Regions from separate parts of the Mus musculus genome. Here region 2 is linked to region 1. A link is a contact called in ENCODE POLR2A ChIA-PET data. All regions are on one chromosome and are shown on one strand. Each heading gives the region's core, a stretch centred on a gene start or an enhancer-like site at or near the end of the contact. The rest is flanking DNA. Distances are from core to core; before and after follow the strand shown. Region 1 holds the start of Cdkn2d (cyclin dependent kinase inhibitor 2D). Region 2 holds the start of Tmed1 (transmembrane p24 trafficking protein 1).

The links. ChIA-PET counts read pairs that join two places held with the same protein, here RNA polymerase II (POLR2A).
Region 2: POLR2A ChIA-PET joins it to region 1 with 14 read pairs in embryonic stem cell. The contact joins the promoter of Tmed1 here to the promoter of Cdkn2d in region 1. POLR2A ChIA-PET finds 5 or more read pairs at or near these places in 3 of 5 experiments (Patski and embryonic stem cell).

What each region holds. Positions count from the first base shown.
Region 1 is chr9:21,288,121-21,295,674 of GRCm38, reverse strand. It overlaps Cdkn2d (cyclin dependent kinase inhibitor 2D), which reads left to right and starts at 4,466. Exons shown (of 2, transcript NM_009878.3): 1 at 4,466-4,866; 2 at 6,343-7,212. The coding sequence starts at 4,726. The coding sequence ends at 6,702. Ap1m2 (adaptor protein complex AP-1, mu 2 subunit) reads left to right here. Exons shown (of 11, transcript NM_009678.2): 11 at 1-218.
Region 2 is chr9:21,505,692-21,513,245 of GRCm38, reverse strand. Tmed1 (transmembrane p24 trafficking protein 1) reads left to right here and starts at 3,012. Exons shown (of 4, transcript NM_010744.4): 1 at 3,012-3,252; 2 at 3,895-3,992; 3 at 4,132-4,315; 4 at 4,855-5,866. The coding sequence starts at 3,070. The coding sequence ends at 5,073. Dnm2 (dynamin 2) reads right to left here. Exons shown (of 21, transcript NM_001253893.1): 20 at 7,531-7,554; 21 at 6,100-6,913. The coding sequence ends at 6,844.

The sequences.
Region 1 (7,554 bases), core at 3,217-5,716:
TCTCAGCCATCTGGGGTGGTTTCTTTGTGTCCCACCCTAATTTTATATGAAGAAATATAAGAGGGCCTGAACTCTGCTGCCCGGCCCGCCCCCCATGAGTGCCTTCTTGCAGTAAACTGCCTTGGGCAGATCTAGGGCCCACCTTTTATAGCTGCTGAGCCGAGGCCACTGGTCCTCCATCTGGGTTTTAGGGTGTCATTAAAATGAATCTAACAGCTGTGAGTGTGCTTCTTGGGTAGGGGCTGGGAATGACCAGCGCATGTGTGGGAGCCCCCACTGATTACTTGTCAATCTTTTTTGTTCTGGTTCCTCCACAACTTTCCTTTTATTCCCTACTACTGTCTGACACCCTCTGTAGCCACGGCAGTTGCTGTACAATCTATCAGTACATTATCAGCCTGCTTAATCCTGGTGGCTTTCCCATCTTGTTAAAAAATTACTGCAGGCCCAGGTATGTTGTGCACACCACCACACCACCCCTGTCCACCTTGCTGCCCTCCTGGTCTCCCTCTCCGTACCGTACTTTTTACTTTCGAACCTCTGGCCCTTTGTATATGCAGCAAGTGCCTATTTTATGATATCTTTTTTGTTGTTTTTGTTTTGATTTTCATTTTTGAAGATAGGGCTGGCCATACTCTGACTTCCAGCGTTCCTCCTGCCTCTGCCTCCCACATGTGGTGATGACAGTCATGAGGCCCATGACCGGTTGTTTTCTCCTGTTTTGCTTTTATTTTTGAGACAAGGTCTCTTGTAGTCCAGGCTGCTTTCAGGCTTGTCCATGAGCAATGAAGCCTTTGCTTCCAAGAGATTTCTGACATGCACAGCATCTCCATCTCCAGCTTCTTCTGACTTCAGGAAAAGATTTTAAATATTTATGTGTGTGTATGTGTGTGTATCTGTATGTGGGTGTGCATAGGTCCATGTGGGTGTCTGCAGAGGCTTCAGATCCTTCTGGAGCCGCAGTCACAGGCAGCTGTGAGCCCTCTGGTGTGGGTGCTAGGAGCCAAACTCAAGTCCTAGAGAAGATCAGTATGTCTTTTAAAGAATAAGTCTTCTCTTCTGTCTGCGTTGTTTTGTTTTGTTTTGTTTTGTTTTGTTTTGTTTTGTTTTTAAAAGACAGATCCTTACTATGTAGCCCTGGCTGTCCTGGAATTTACAATTTATATCAGACTGGCCTTGAACTCAGAGGTCTACCTGCCTCTGCCTCCTGAATGGGAATGCTGGGATTACAGATGTCAACCATCATTTGAGAATCTACCATTTGAGATTATGTTTGAGAGTTTTGAAAACTGGCCATCTAGCCCAGGCTGGCCTACAGCTTAATCCTCCTGCGATGGCCACCTCAGGAGCTGTGTCTGTGGGCTGAGAGAGATGGCCACCTCAGGAGCTGTGTCTGTGGGCTGAGAGAGATGGCCACCTCAGGAGCTGTGTCTGTGGGCTGAGAGAGATGGCCACCTCAGGAGCTGTGTCTGTGGGCTGAGAGAGATGGCCACCTCAGGAGCTGTGTCTGTGGGATGGGACAGATGGCCACCTCAGGAGCTGTGTTTGTGGGCTGAGAGAGATGGCCACCTCAGGAGCTGTGTCTGTGGGCTGAGAGAGATGGCCACCTCAGGAGCTGTGTCTGTGGGATGGGACAGATGGCCACCTCAGGAGCTGTGTCTGTGGGCTGAGAGAGATGGCCACCTCAGGAGCTGTGTCTGTGGGCTGAGAGAGATGGCCACCTCAGGAGCTGTGTCTGTGGGATGGGACAGATGGCCACCTCAGGAGCTGTGTCTGTGGGCTGAGAGAGATGGCCACCTCAGGAGCTGTGTCTGTGGGCTGAGAGAGATGGCCACCTCAGGAGCTGTGTCTGTGGGATGGGACAGATGGCCACCTCAGGAGCTGTGTCTGTGGGCTGAGAGAGATGGCCACCTCAGGAGCTGTGTCTGTGGGCTGAGAGAGATGGCCACCTCAGGAGCTGTGTCTGTGGGATGGGACAGATGGCCACCTCAGGAGCTGTGTCTGTGGGCTGAGAGAGATGGCCACCTCAGGAGCTGTGTCTGTGGGCTGAGAGAGATGGCCACCTCAGGAGCTGTGTCTGTGGGATGGGACAGATGGCCACTTCAGGAGCTTCTTGGTAAAACTTACCTCCCAGAACCACATGGCAGACCTGGTCAGGCCGAGTTTCTGTTCAACAAGGACTGCTTAACCTGAGCTAGACCATGATTCTTTTCTCAGTAATTAACATTTCTAGCTTTAGTCTATTTTGAGGGGGAGGGATTATTTTCATTTGTTTTCGAGACAGGGTTTCTTTGTGTAGCCCGAACTGTGCTGGAACTCACTTTGTGGACCCGACTTGCATTGAACTCAAAGATTCGTCTGCCTCTGGGAATGAAGGCCTGAGACACAACATTCCCCCCCACCCCCCACCCCCACCCCATAGGCTTTAGTCTATAGACGTGGTGGCAGAGACCTGTAATCCCAGCACTCAGGAGATAGAGGCAGGATGATCAGGAATTTGAGATTAGTCTAGATGTAGTAAATTTGAGGCCAGCCTAAGCTATAAAAGACCTTGTCTCAATAAAAAAAATGTTAGGGGCAGTAGCTTATAGATCAGTTAGTAGAGTGATTTCGTCACCTCCATGAAGCCCTGGGCTCCATGTACAGCACTACATGGACTGTACCATAGTAGCACTTGGGAGTGGCATTCAGAGGCTCGGGTGTTATCCTTGGCTACATATTGCAATTGGAGTCCAGCCTGGGCTATATAAGACCCTTAAAAAAGAAAAAAAAGAAAACCTTAAAAGATAATTGCCGGGCTGGTGAGATGGTTCAGCGGGTAAGAGCACCTGACTGCTCTTCCGAAGGTCCGGAGTTCAAATCCCGGCAACCACATGGTGGCTCACAATCTGTAACAAGATCTGACGCCCTCTTCTGGAGTGTCTGAGGACAGCTACAGTGTACTTGCATATAATAAATAAATAAATCTTTAAAAAAAAAAAAAAAAAGACAATTGCCAGACTGGAGAAATGAGATGGCTCACCAGTTAAGAGCACTGGCTTCTTGCTCCTCCAAAGGACCTGGGTTTAATTCCCAGCACCCACATGGCAGCTCAGTTCTAGATTCGGCACCCTCACACAGACATGCATGCAGGCAAAACAGCAATGCACATAAAAAATAAAAAGGAGTCAGGCAGTAGTGGGGCACGCCTTTAATACTATGCACTTGGGAGGCAAAGGCAGGCAGGTGAAGAACAGTCTGGCCTACATAGGGAGTTCTAGGACAGCCAGAATTACATACTAAGACCCTATCTTGAAAAACGTAGAAAAATCTAAAAGAGAATTATTACAATATGTGGCTATTTGATTGTCTATATGTGCACCATGTTGGTATAGGTCAGAAGAGGGTGTTGGATCTCTGAAGCTGGAGTTACTGATGGCTAAACTGTCACATGGTTGCTGATATTGAATCCTAAATCTTCTACAAAAGCATTGATCCATCTTTCAGGTTCTATAAATAAATAAATAAATAAATAAATAAATAAATAAATAAGTAAATAAATTAAAGGAGACCATCTTGGTAGCCCATTCCTTTAATCCCAGCACGAATGGCAGAGGAGGCAGGTGGATTTTGAGTTCAAACAGATCAAATAAGTTTCAGGCCAGCCAAGGCTACACAGAGAGACCCTGCCGCAGAAACATAAAAACAAACAAAAGTCGGGCGGTGGTGGCCTTTAATCCCAGCATTTGGGAGGCAGAGGCAGGCGGATTTTTGAGTTCGAGGCCAGCCTGGTCTACAGAGTGAGTTCCAGGACAGCCGGGGATACACAGAGAAACCCTGTCTCGAAAAAACCAAAACCAGCCAACCAAACAAAAATGTTAGAAGGCACCGCGCTTTACCACTCAGAAGCCGTTCCTTTAACCCAGCAGTCGAATGAATGAACTAAGCTCCGAGTTTCACAGTAAGAGCTTGCTTATTAGCATTTCCGCGGTCCGTGAATGACTAAAATGTTCCAGTTATAGGAGTTTCCAGTCCTGCCTCCCTTCCTCCCGGAGGCGCTAAAGATCCAAGATGGGCCCGCGCCAGCCTGTCTCCAGCCTCTCCGCTGGGGTCAGTTAAACCTCCTCCTCTTTCCCGCCCGCCCGCCGGTTTTGAAAAACCAAAATTCCTGCTGTGGCGGGCAGCTCCACTGGTCGCTGCACGCTGACCAATCAGGAGCCACGCCACTGCTACGGGAGAGACAAACCTCCCCAGCAACGCGTGCTGATTGGCTGTTATTCCCAGCAGGCGGGACTAATGGAGGTCGGGCTCTGGGCAAAGTGGCTCTCGCTACTCTGTTGCGAGTTTGTAAGAAAACAAGGGCGCTCTGGGCGGGGCCTGGGGCGGGCTTGCCTCGCCCACTAGCGGCTGACTCTGGCGGCCAGTACAGTGCCGGCTCAGAGCAGACCCCGCCCGCGCAAGGAAAGGAGGGAGGGTGAGTCTGGGGAGACCCGGCCCAAGGGGCGGGCGCCGAAGGGCTGGGCGGGGTTCCCCGCTGCCTCTCTCGGTGACAGGGGGAGGAGCTAGCTGCGAGCGCTGGGGTCGTACGGGCGGAGGGCGCAGGCTCTGAGGCCGGCAAATGATCATAGAGTTGGCCCTGGTGGCACCGCAGTCCCTAGAGTTCTGATCCAGCTCTTGCTGGTTCCCCAGCCCTGACCTTAACTGGGCTTGGGGCTGGGTGGGTTTCACAGTCCACCGGTATCCACTATGCTTCTGGAAGAAGTCTGCGTCGGCGACCGGTTGAGTGGCGCAGCGGCCCGTGGCGACGTGCAAGAGGTCCGCCGCCTTCTTCACCGGGAGCTGGTGCATCCTGACGCCCTGAACCGCTTTGGCAAGACGGCCTTGCAGGTGAGGCCTGGCTGGCACCCGGCCCCCACACCCCATCCCTACAAGTCTCCTGACCCGGGTTGGTGATCCCTTAAGGTTTAGTCCTTGCTTGCTCTGATGTTGGGTGGGTGGTGAGGATGCGATGGGGGAGGGGATGGCTTTTCAGCTCTTGTCTAATAGCCTGACAGATTCAGTTTCCCTGCAGACCTTTATTCTGTGGGTTCATCTTCTTTTCGTGCCAGTCCTTGAGGACAGCTCATATTTCTTGAGGCTCCTTAAAGATATTCGATCTCTGGAAGATGGCATGCATGTCTTCTCCAAGGGAGATAGCCTTTTTTTTTTTTTTTTTTGAGGTGCCCTCTTGAAGGATCTCTGGTTATTTCAGGGACATCTTCATTTCGGCAGGTGATGTAGATTTTTTCCCCTTTTGTATCTTCTGCGTGCCTAGTAACAAAAACGATTCCTTATTGCTTGAAGGTCCCGTAATTTGGGTGGCATTTATAGGAGAGTCCCACCTTTTCATGGGTACTCATACATTCTGAAGATCATGCCTATGTCTAAGGAAGTTATTTCTCGACAAAGGGGATCCAAATTGTCTAGAGCATCTCTTTCTCAAAAATTCTATGTAGTTCCCAGATTGTAGTGTTGAAGGGGCTTTACAGCCCTAATGATATGGGACTGCTCTGGCCTCAAAGAGGCTTTAGACGCCTTCCTGGTTCTCTCTCTCTCTCTCTCTCTTCAAGACAGGGTTTTTCAGTGTAGCCCTGGCTGTCCTGAAACTCACTCTGTAGACCAGGCTGGCCTTGAACACAGAAATCTGCCTGCCTCTGCCTCCCGAGTGCTGGGATTAAAGGCGTGCGCCACCACTGCCTGGCCCGGTTCCCTTTCTCATCCATTCTCTTTACTTCTCTTGCTTCTTCATTTTCTTTTTTTATTTCTGAGACAAAGTCTCACTTTGCATCTCAGACTGGCCTTGAACTTGAGACTGTCCTCCTGCCTGAGCCTCTGAGGTCCTGGGATTATGAAAGCGTCACTATGCCTGGCTTTTTAATGTTTTCATGAGAGTCACTTTTATAGTTAGGGCTTTTTGTTGTTGTGTTGTTGTTCTTAAGAGAACTTTGGGCTACACAGTAGTGACACAAATTAATCCAGCACTTAATCTTTAATCCCAGCACTTGGGAGGCAGATGCAGGTGGATCTCTGAGAATTTGAGACCAACCTGGTCTACAGAGAGAATTCCAGGACATCCAGAAAGACATCCTGTCTCCGACAAGGATGGGGGTGGGGCTTAGAAGGTGTGTGTGTGGGGGTGTCCTTATTTTCAAAGAACCTGTTCTCTGGGGTCCCAGTCTGATCCCTTGGGTCCTGACTTTCCTGGGGGCGTCCCCATTCCCTAAGGATCCCTTCTCTGTGCTCTGGATTTGTGGTAGACCTCTTTATTCTACCTGACCCTTCTCCAATGGGAACCTCCTGACTTTCTCCTCCCCACCCCCATAGGTCATGATGTTTGGAAGTCCAGCAGTTGCTTTGGAGCTCCTGAAGCAAGGTGCCAGCCCCAATGTCCAAGATGCCTCCGGTACTAGTCCTGTGCATGATGCGGCTCGCACCGGGTTCCTGGACACCCTGAAGGTTCTGGTGGAGCATGGTGCTGATGTCAATGCCCTGGACAGCACTGGGTCGCTCCCCATCCATCTGGCGATAAGAGAGGGCCATAGCTCCGTGGTCAGCTTCCTAGCTCCTGAATCTGATCTCCACCACAGGGACGCTTCCGGTCTCACTCCCCTGGAGTTGGCTCGGCAGAGAGGGGCTCAGAACCTCATGGACATTCTGCAGGGGCACATGATGATCCCAATGTGACCCAAGGCCACTGTCTCCAGCCTTACTGGGTTACTTGTCAACAAAAGAGGAAAGAAACTTTCTCTTTTCACACCTGTCCATTGAAGAAGGGAGTGGGAGGAGCAGTTTGTGGTTTATTGGTGTTGATTTCTTGAGTGTGTGTGTTTGGGGGGTGTTTCTCATTTGTTTTTCTCACCCCTTTTGGTGTGTTGGACAAAGAAGGGGCTCCTACAGGCAACAGCCATCTAAACGGTTCAGTTTCCTCTGCACTGGGGCTGCACCAGGGCAGGGGTTTAAAGCCCTAGCCTCAGAGTGAGGTCATCACTTCCCGGGCCCCTTGGAAGCTGGTGACCTTGGCAGGCTGTGCTCAGAGAGCCCTGAAGTGTGAGCCATCTACTTTGGGCATGTGAGGGGGAAGGGAAAGCATTTCAAATCAATTAAAAGGATAACATGAGTTCATTTTTCTTTCTTGGAAGGTTTCCAGTCTGTTGTACAGAGTTTGAAATATAAATATTTATTGCTTTATGGAAAGAAATTGTTTTGTGTGATTATTTTATGTTTTGGCCCATTAAACTAAGACAGCGATGATGACTTCAGATTTAGGAGTCTGGAATGGGGTGGGTATTCGGAGGGTAGGATGGGACTATGGATGGTGTAGGGTGCTGGGGTTGTCGACACGGTCATTCCCAGGGCGTCAGGGTAACTGAGTTGGGTGGGGCAGCGGTCGGGTGCTGTCGGAACGGAAGAGAGGCAGGAAACCGCGAGTGTAGAAAGGGGCCCCCAGATGTCAGCTGGGTGCCGGGAGCCGTCAGGGTGGAGAAGGGTGGGCGGTGGCTTGTGGCCTTTCCCCGCAGAGGCTTGTCCCGGTGGGTG
Region 2 (7,554 bases), core at 1,763-4,262, 220 kb before region 1:
AAGTTCTTGGCCACTGAAGCAGTGACATGAATGTGTTCCATCTCCTGGGTGGGCTTTAACTCCAATCATAAAGTAGTTGGTTACTCTCACAATGCTGTGGCACGACTGTACCTGCGTATCATGCAGTCAGGTCACCATTTAGATGGAAAGGTTTATCGGTGAGTGGGCATTCACCCTTCCCCTCCTGTAGCATGCAGAGTACCATCCAATACCATGAGCACCAGTCAATAGGGCGAAGGCAGTAGGTAGGCACCAGCATGATTTCTTCATGTTCAGTGAGATATGTGTGCTCCTCAAGGTTTCACCATTGATTGTGAAGAGCAACCAATCGCCTTGACAGTAGCTGAGGTTTGGGAGTTCGCACAGGGCTTCCTCTGGCCAACAACTCAATCAGCTGTAACTGATTTTTAGCACTGGGGGTTTTACTTGGTGGTGAGACGTCTGGTTGGAGCTTTGTCTCCCAGGATTTGGTGATTCCATTTAGGCTTCTTTTGTACATGTATATATATTTTAAGAGGGTTCTCCTGCAGCAGGTTTCCATATGAACCCTCGAGTGGCCATTAATGTTGGCCCCTCCCTCTGTTCTGCCCTTACCACCCACCCCTCCCCATCTCCATTGAATCATCCTGTTCTGGTGTCTCCCACCTCATCTCTCCATAACTATACATTTTATTTTCCATTTCCCCTTCCTTGGTTGTCCTCTCCTCCCACGTCCCCCTCCTGAGTTCTAGGGTTAAACATTGTAGCAAGCTTCAAAGCTAACACACACACCATTCTAATGTTTATGGGTCTGGGTTACTTCACCTTAGCCTCCGCTCAGCTATCTGTGAATTTCATTTCTTTTTAGACAACTGAGGAATATTTGGTTGGGTAAATGTACCACATTTTCATTAGCAAGTCAGCTGCTGATGGACGTGTAGGCTGTTTCTGTTTCTAGCATAGAAATTGTAGAGCAGCAGTGAACAAGGAGCAAGGGGTTTTCCCTCCTGGCTTTTGAGACAGGGTTTGTCTGTGTAGCCCTGGCTGCCCTGGAACTCAGTTTGTAGACCAGGAGGATGTCAAATGCGCTCGGAGCCTCCTTCCTGACTCTGGGCTGCTGAGCTCTCCATCATACCCAGCTGCCTGTTCATTTTGTGCCCTGCTACTTTGCTGCAAGTGTTTCTCACCTCAAGTTTCCTGGTGGGGTTTTTAAAGAGTCTTTTATGCATAAAGTCACAGTATCTGCAAATAGAAACTTTGTCTTTTTCCTTTCCTATTTGTGTCCATTTGGTATCTTTCTGGTATCTTTTTTTTTTTTTTTTAAGATTTATTTATTGTTATATGTATCTACACTATAGCTGTCTTCAGACACACCAGAAGAGGGAGTCAGATCTCATTACAGATGGTTGTGAGCCACCATGTGGTTGCTGGGATTTGAACTCAGGGCCTTCGGAAGAGCAGTCAGTGCTCTTAACCACTGAGCCATCTCACCAGCCCTCTGGTATCTTTTTACTCTAGCTAAGACATCAAGGACTACTGAGAGGTGGTGGCACATGCTTTTAATTCCAGTACTTGGGAGAGAGAGGCAGGCAGATTTCCATGAGTTCAAGGCCAGCCTGGTCTAGAGTTCCAGGATAGCCAGGGCTACAAAGAGAAACTGTTTAAAAAAAAAAAATAAAAGGACTTCAAGTACTTCAAGTACTATATTAAGCAGATATGGGGAGTGGACACCTTGTTTTATTCCTGATTGTGGAAATGTTCTGAGTTCTGTTTAGGCTGATGTTGGTTGCTGTAAATTACCTTTATTCTTTTGAGGTTTCTCTTTCTTTTTTTTTTTTTTTCCCCGAGACAGGGTTTCTCTGTGTATCCCTGGCTGTCCTATGTCCTGGCACTCACTCTGTAGACCAGGCTGGCCTCGAACTCAGAAATCCACCCGTCTCTGCCTCCTGCGTGCTGGGATTAAAGGCGTGCGCCACCACGCCCGGCTCAAGCTACTTTTCTTATATAGCTCATCCCCACCTGTCTAGGAAAGGTACCATCTACAGTGGGCTGGGTCTTCCAGCAACGTTGAAAATGCCCAACAGGCAATTCCTCAAGTGACACTCAACTTGCCAGATTATTTTGTCAAGTGAACAAGAGCTAAGCACACAGTGTTGTGTGTGTGTGTGTGTGTGTGTAGGTCAGAGGACAATTGCAGGAGTCAATTCTGACCTTCCACTATCGTAGCACATGGGGATTAAACTAAGGTCATTAGGTTTAGCAGCAAGCGCCTGTGTTCTCTGAGCCATTCAAAGCCCAAAATAGATTCCTTGATTTTTTTGCTGGTCTGGAACTATGTAGTTCCATACCAGTTCGAGAGGATGGCCTCGAACTCCTTCCACCTCCCGACTCAGCCTTTCAAGTACTGGAATACTGCATGTGTCAGCACAGATGCACGTGGACCTGCTGACCCAAAGGTTTGAGATGTATTGTACGCAGGCTGAGGCAGTATTCTACTCACCAACAAACATTCCACCACCCCCTTAGGGATGGTATAAGGTGTAAAGGAAAAGCAGTCGGGGGAGGCCATGCTCACTGAACTAACATCGCCAGAACTCCAATATTGGAATACTAGCACCTGGCATATCTGCCTGTCGCACCCGTCACACAAGTTGAGATCAGAATCCAACAAAGCCGCCGTCCTCGGAGGGCTACGCCTACACTTGATTGACCAATGGGCAAAAGCACCTTGAATTGGGGAAGGCAGAGAGCGGGCGGTGCCAAGGGAGGACCTGCAAACCTCCCCGTTTAGTCATCTTAATTGTTGCCTGTAAAGAAGTGCTTCACCATTTTTAGATTTGTCAGTGCCCCCACCAAATGCAGTGGTTGATATCAGACTTGGGTAGGTTTCACGAAGTTCGCAGTAGCGTTAGTATGCTTTCTAGCAGATTAGGCAATTACCAGGGCAGCTCCCCATCCTGGGGCCCTTCAGTCAGCATTCCGCGGCTTTGGGGTCGAACAGAAGCCGAAGCCAATGAGCTTTGCCGAAATAAGAGGTGGGCAGGACAAATCCTTAAAGGGTCCACGCCCCGTGAGTAGAGGGTGACCCGGATGATGGCGGCCGGCGCGGCCGTAGCACTGGCCCTGTGGCTACTCCTGCCAGCAGTAGGAGTGGGAGAGGCAGGGCCGCCGCCTATCCAGGACGGCGAGTTCACATTTCTGCTTCCCGCCGGGAGAAAGCAGTGTTTCTATCAGTCCGCACCGGCCAATGCTAGTCTTGAGACCGAGTACCAGGTGAGAGAGGGGGTCCCGGGCTCGGAATAGAGCAGGGCTGGGGGCGTGGCCAACAGGCGGGAGGGGCGGGGCAGAGGTGTGGCCAGAACGCTAATAGTCTTGCAGAGAAGGGGCATGCTCTGCTCAGAGCTCTTTGGGTTGGGTTCTAGGGAAGTTCCTGGCGGCTGTTGGGTAGGTTACGATTAAGTTAGCGGTCAGGTAGACAGCCACCTTAGACTACTCAAGGGCGTTGGCAGGGTGGTTGATAAAAGACCTCACGTGGATGTATCCATCTTAGGGACTGGGAAGAAACCTTGTAGGTGTGGATGGATGTTGGTCTTCAGATAGGCCCTTGGGGGAATCCAAATAGCTTGCTGGGTTAAAACAAAACAAAACAAAACAAAAACCGCTTGCTGCTAAACTACGACGACCCGAGTTTCCTAACTCTATGGTAGAAGTGCAGCTCTGACTAATCTCCCTCCACAGGCGCTACTCCTCTATCTCAAGCAAATACCTGGGATTTGTGGTTGTTCTTTTTTCTTCTTAAAGATAGGTTCTTGGTGATCTTACATGGGTCTTTCCCGGTTCGGTTTAACCCAGGCTTTCTGTGGCAGATAGGCTTGCACAAAGCTGCCAGTTCCCCAATTCTTACCTGCTCTTCAGGTGATCGGAGGTGCTGGGCTGGACGTGGACTTCACCTTGGAGAGCCCTCAGGGTGTGCTGTTGGTCAGTGAGTCTCGAAAGGCTGATGGGGTACACACGTGAGTGAAGTCCTGCCCTGCCTTGGTTCAGTTACAGCCCTGCAGCTCCCCAGTGGCCTCAGGTTACCATCCTACTGGTTCCACAGACCAGCTGGCTGGTCACTCCAGGGTCACGTCTATGTCTCATCTGTCTGCCCAGGGTGGAGCCTACTGAGGCCGGAGACTACAGGCTGTGCTTTGACAACTCCTTCAGCACCATCTCAGAAAAGCTTGTGTTCTTTGAGCTCATCTTTGACAGCTTCCAAGATGAGGAGGAGGTAGAAGGTTGGGCGGAGGCTGTGGAGCCAGAAGAGATGCTTGATGTCAAAATGGAAGACATCAAGGTGAGCTGGGTATGATGGTGCATGCTTAGAATCCCAGTTCTGAGGAGGCTGAGGCAGGATGCCAGTGAGTTCAAGACCAACCTTATTTACATAGCAAGCTCCCGTCTCACAAAACCAACAGAAAGGGCCGGGAATAATTGAGTTGGCAGAGCACTTACCTAGGACGCTCCCACAGCTGAGCCCCCACACCCAGCACTGCACACACTGGGTATGGTTCTCTTGGTCCTGAGGATCACAAGTTCAAGGTCATCCTTGGCTTGCACAGACTAGCAGAGTTTGGTGAAGTGGCTTGATAGGCAAAGGCAACTGCACCAAGCCTGGCTACCTGGGGTCGTCTGCCATGCACGTGTGCCCCAATCCCTCTTAAAAAGAAAAGTCTCACACCCACCCAAAAAACAAAAAAAAAAACACCAAGGGGAAAACCCCTCAGTTTCTAGAGAAGACGTGAGGCAGGTGAACGGATAGCCAGAGCCGTGCGTGGTGGGGTAGGTAGGCATTCTGACTTAAGCAGCCTGACCCGTTCCTTTGTGCCCTGGCAGGAATCCATAGAGACCATGAGGACCCGGCTGGAACGGAGCATCCAGATGCTCACTCTGCTCCGAGCCTTTGAGGCTCGTGATCGAAATCTTCAAGAAGACAACCTGGAGCGGGTCAACTTCTGGTCAGCTGCCAATGTGGCTGTGTTGCTGCTGGTGGCTGTCCTGCAAGTCTGCACACTCAAGCGCTTCTTCCATGACAAGCGCCCTGTACCCACGTAGCCCCTGCCACAGAGGATGAGGGCAGCGGGTGTGTGACTTGCTGGACACCTCCCAGACTCAGATGAGACACTACATAGTTGGGTCCTTAGCAGTGGCCCCATGTGTCTCCCTTCCTCAGTGACCAGGGAGTGCCAATGGCTCACAGACCCCTCGGAAGGGGGAGGGCTCAGCGACTGTGCCTGTTCCTTGGAGGGTGGAAGTGCTGGGCGCAGCAGTGTGGGGACACTGCTCTTGGATGCCCTGGCTTTCTCCTGAAATCGTGCCTTAGCTTCAGTCTTGCAGCTATCAGGATGGGGTGAAGCTGTGGTGCTGCCCCCCACCCTCCAACTAGACACCCCAACTGCAATGTCTCTGCTCTCCTCCTGGGGTAAGCCTACTTCACTAGGGTCTGGGAAGGAGACACATCTGCAGAGTTCTTGCCAGGACAGTCACTTTTATTTGAAAGGAAGGAGCCCTGGCCCCTTGGCCCAGAGGGGAGCCAGCTAGTAGGTGGTTTGGGAGAGGCCCCTTCCTTCTCTCTGGGTGCAGGGCCTCAGAGAAGGCTGGCCCATGAGCCTCAAGGAACAGAGGGCATTTGTCCTGGGCACTGGAGTCAATAAATTATGGTCAGAAAGTTAATAGTGCCTGGTGACTGGGCTTAGGGATGTCAGCTTGGGACAGACCTAGCCTCAAGCCAGGGCAGCCAGGAAGGGGGGACACTCCCACGAAGCTCAGAAGAAAGGTCGGGCAGGAGCCAATGGAGGTGGTCGCCTGGCACGAAAGAAAAAGACCATAAACCATGGCTGAATGAACTGAGTCCCCTGGTCCCGGTGGCTGGCGGGGCTGGGAGGAGGGCTTGGCCACAGCATCGCACAGAGGTGGATAGAATTCCTGTTTCCCATGAGCACTGTGTGTGAGGCCTGGTACGGATGGGGACAAGAGGGGCTCAGAACAGATGACACAAGACTCACGCGTGTAAATGAGTGTGGGCAGCCTCATGAGGGGGTGCTCAATCTCCTGAGCTGGGACACACACAAAAGGCCCACACACGTAGCCACCAGTAGGGCTTCCCTTTATTTTAGTTTATTAATAGGATATACAGAGGCAGGCACTTAACAGTGGTCAATCCAGGCGGTGGGAGCCGAGGCTGCAGAGGCACCCAGGGCCCACCCTGTGGGGACATCTGGTTGGGAGCCAAGAGGCCTCTGATGTCTCCCCAGTTCATACAGCCCAAACCACAACCGGGGCTGAGGAGAGTGAGGGTGGCCAGAGCTGAGGCCCTCCAGGCCTGAGGAAGGCACAAAGGCACCTCTGGGTGCGGAGCCTGGGCTGGGCTCAGCTTGTGTGGTTAATATGGCCAAAGGAGCTCTATATATACAACTTGAGCCAGGTGGGTCAGCACTGGACCTGCTGGGCCTGGCTCACTCCTGAGGAGTCCTTAGGAAAGGTGGGCAGTTCCTGGACCCCAGAAAGAACAAAGGCTCTGGAGGAGCTCCAGAAGAGTCCCCCCACACTAGCCTGGACCTTTTTTTCCTGATGGTCCCAAGGATGCAGTTCCTGTTCTGCTAGCCAGAGCTCCTCCTCATCCCAAAGTGCAAAGCCCCCATGTGCTGTGCTGTGGGCCTCCTCACCCTTCATTGTCATGTCCACTAGGGCGAGGAGGGAAAGGGCAGGGCTTGCCCACGGGGAGCCTGGTCCCAGCATGGAGGGCAAGTAGCAGGGCCCAGACCACCAAAACTGTCCTACACTGTGGGTGCACGAGGACCCCCCCAGAACATTGCCCCCTGCAGCCTAGTCGAGCAGGGACGGCTCGGCTGGGCGGATAATGGTGGGCCGGCTGGGCGCAGCGGGCGCTCTTCTGCTGCAAAGAAAGTAAAGATACGGGGAGGTGGAGGGTAGTGAGGGCAGAAGCAGGGTGAGGATGGGGACCCAGCCCTTCCAGCCCACCCGAGGGGCTCCCAGATTGGGGGTACAAGGGACTATGTCAAGTCCAGATACTTTCCTAGTATCCCCATGTCACTAGTTTGCCTGGGTTTTATAGGCAAGTTCTCAGCCTTGGGAAGAGCTAGTCCTCTCCCTCCATCAGAGGGTCCTAGAGACTGAACTCAAGTCATCAGGCTTGGTAGCAAGCACTTGTGCCATCTTGCCTGCCTCACTGATCTCAGAAGTGGAGACCAGAACCTGGCTCACCAGGCATTGCTGACTTCAGCAGGGTCAACAGTGGTATGGTGCCCAGGGCTAGTGAGACATGTCACCTGCTGCTTAGAGGACAGGCAGGAACCCTGGCATCAGCTGGTCCACTGCTCTGTGGCACTGGCTGAGCAGGGGTTGGCCCCTTTAGGGCTCAATGTCTCAGGACACAAGCAGGGATGCCTGTGCTGTTCTATGTCCTGTTGGGGCTACACTGGAAGCCATCAGAAGGGGGGAAAGGTGAAAGATACCACAAAGGGAGCCTAGGATGCAGGTCGTGGGCCTTACCTGGGCACTCCTGGAGGGATACCA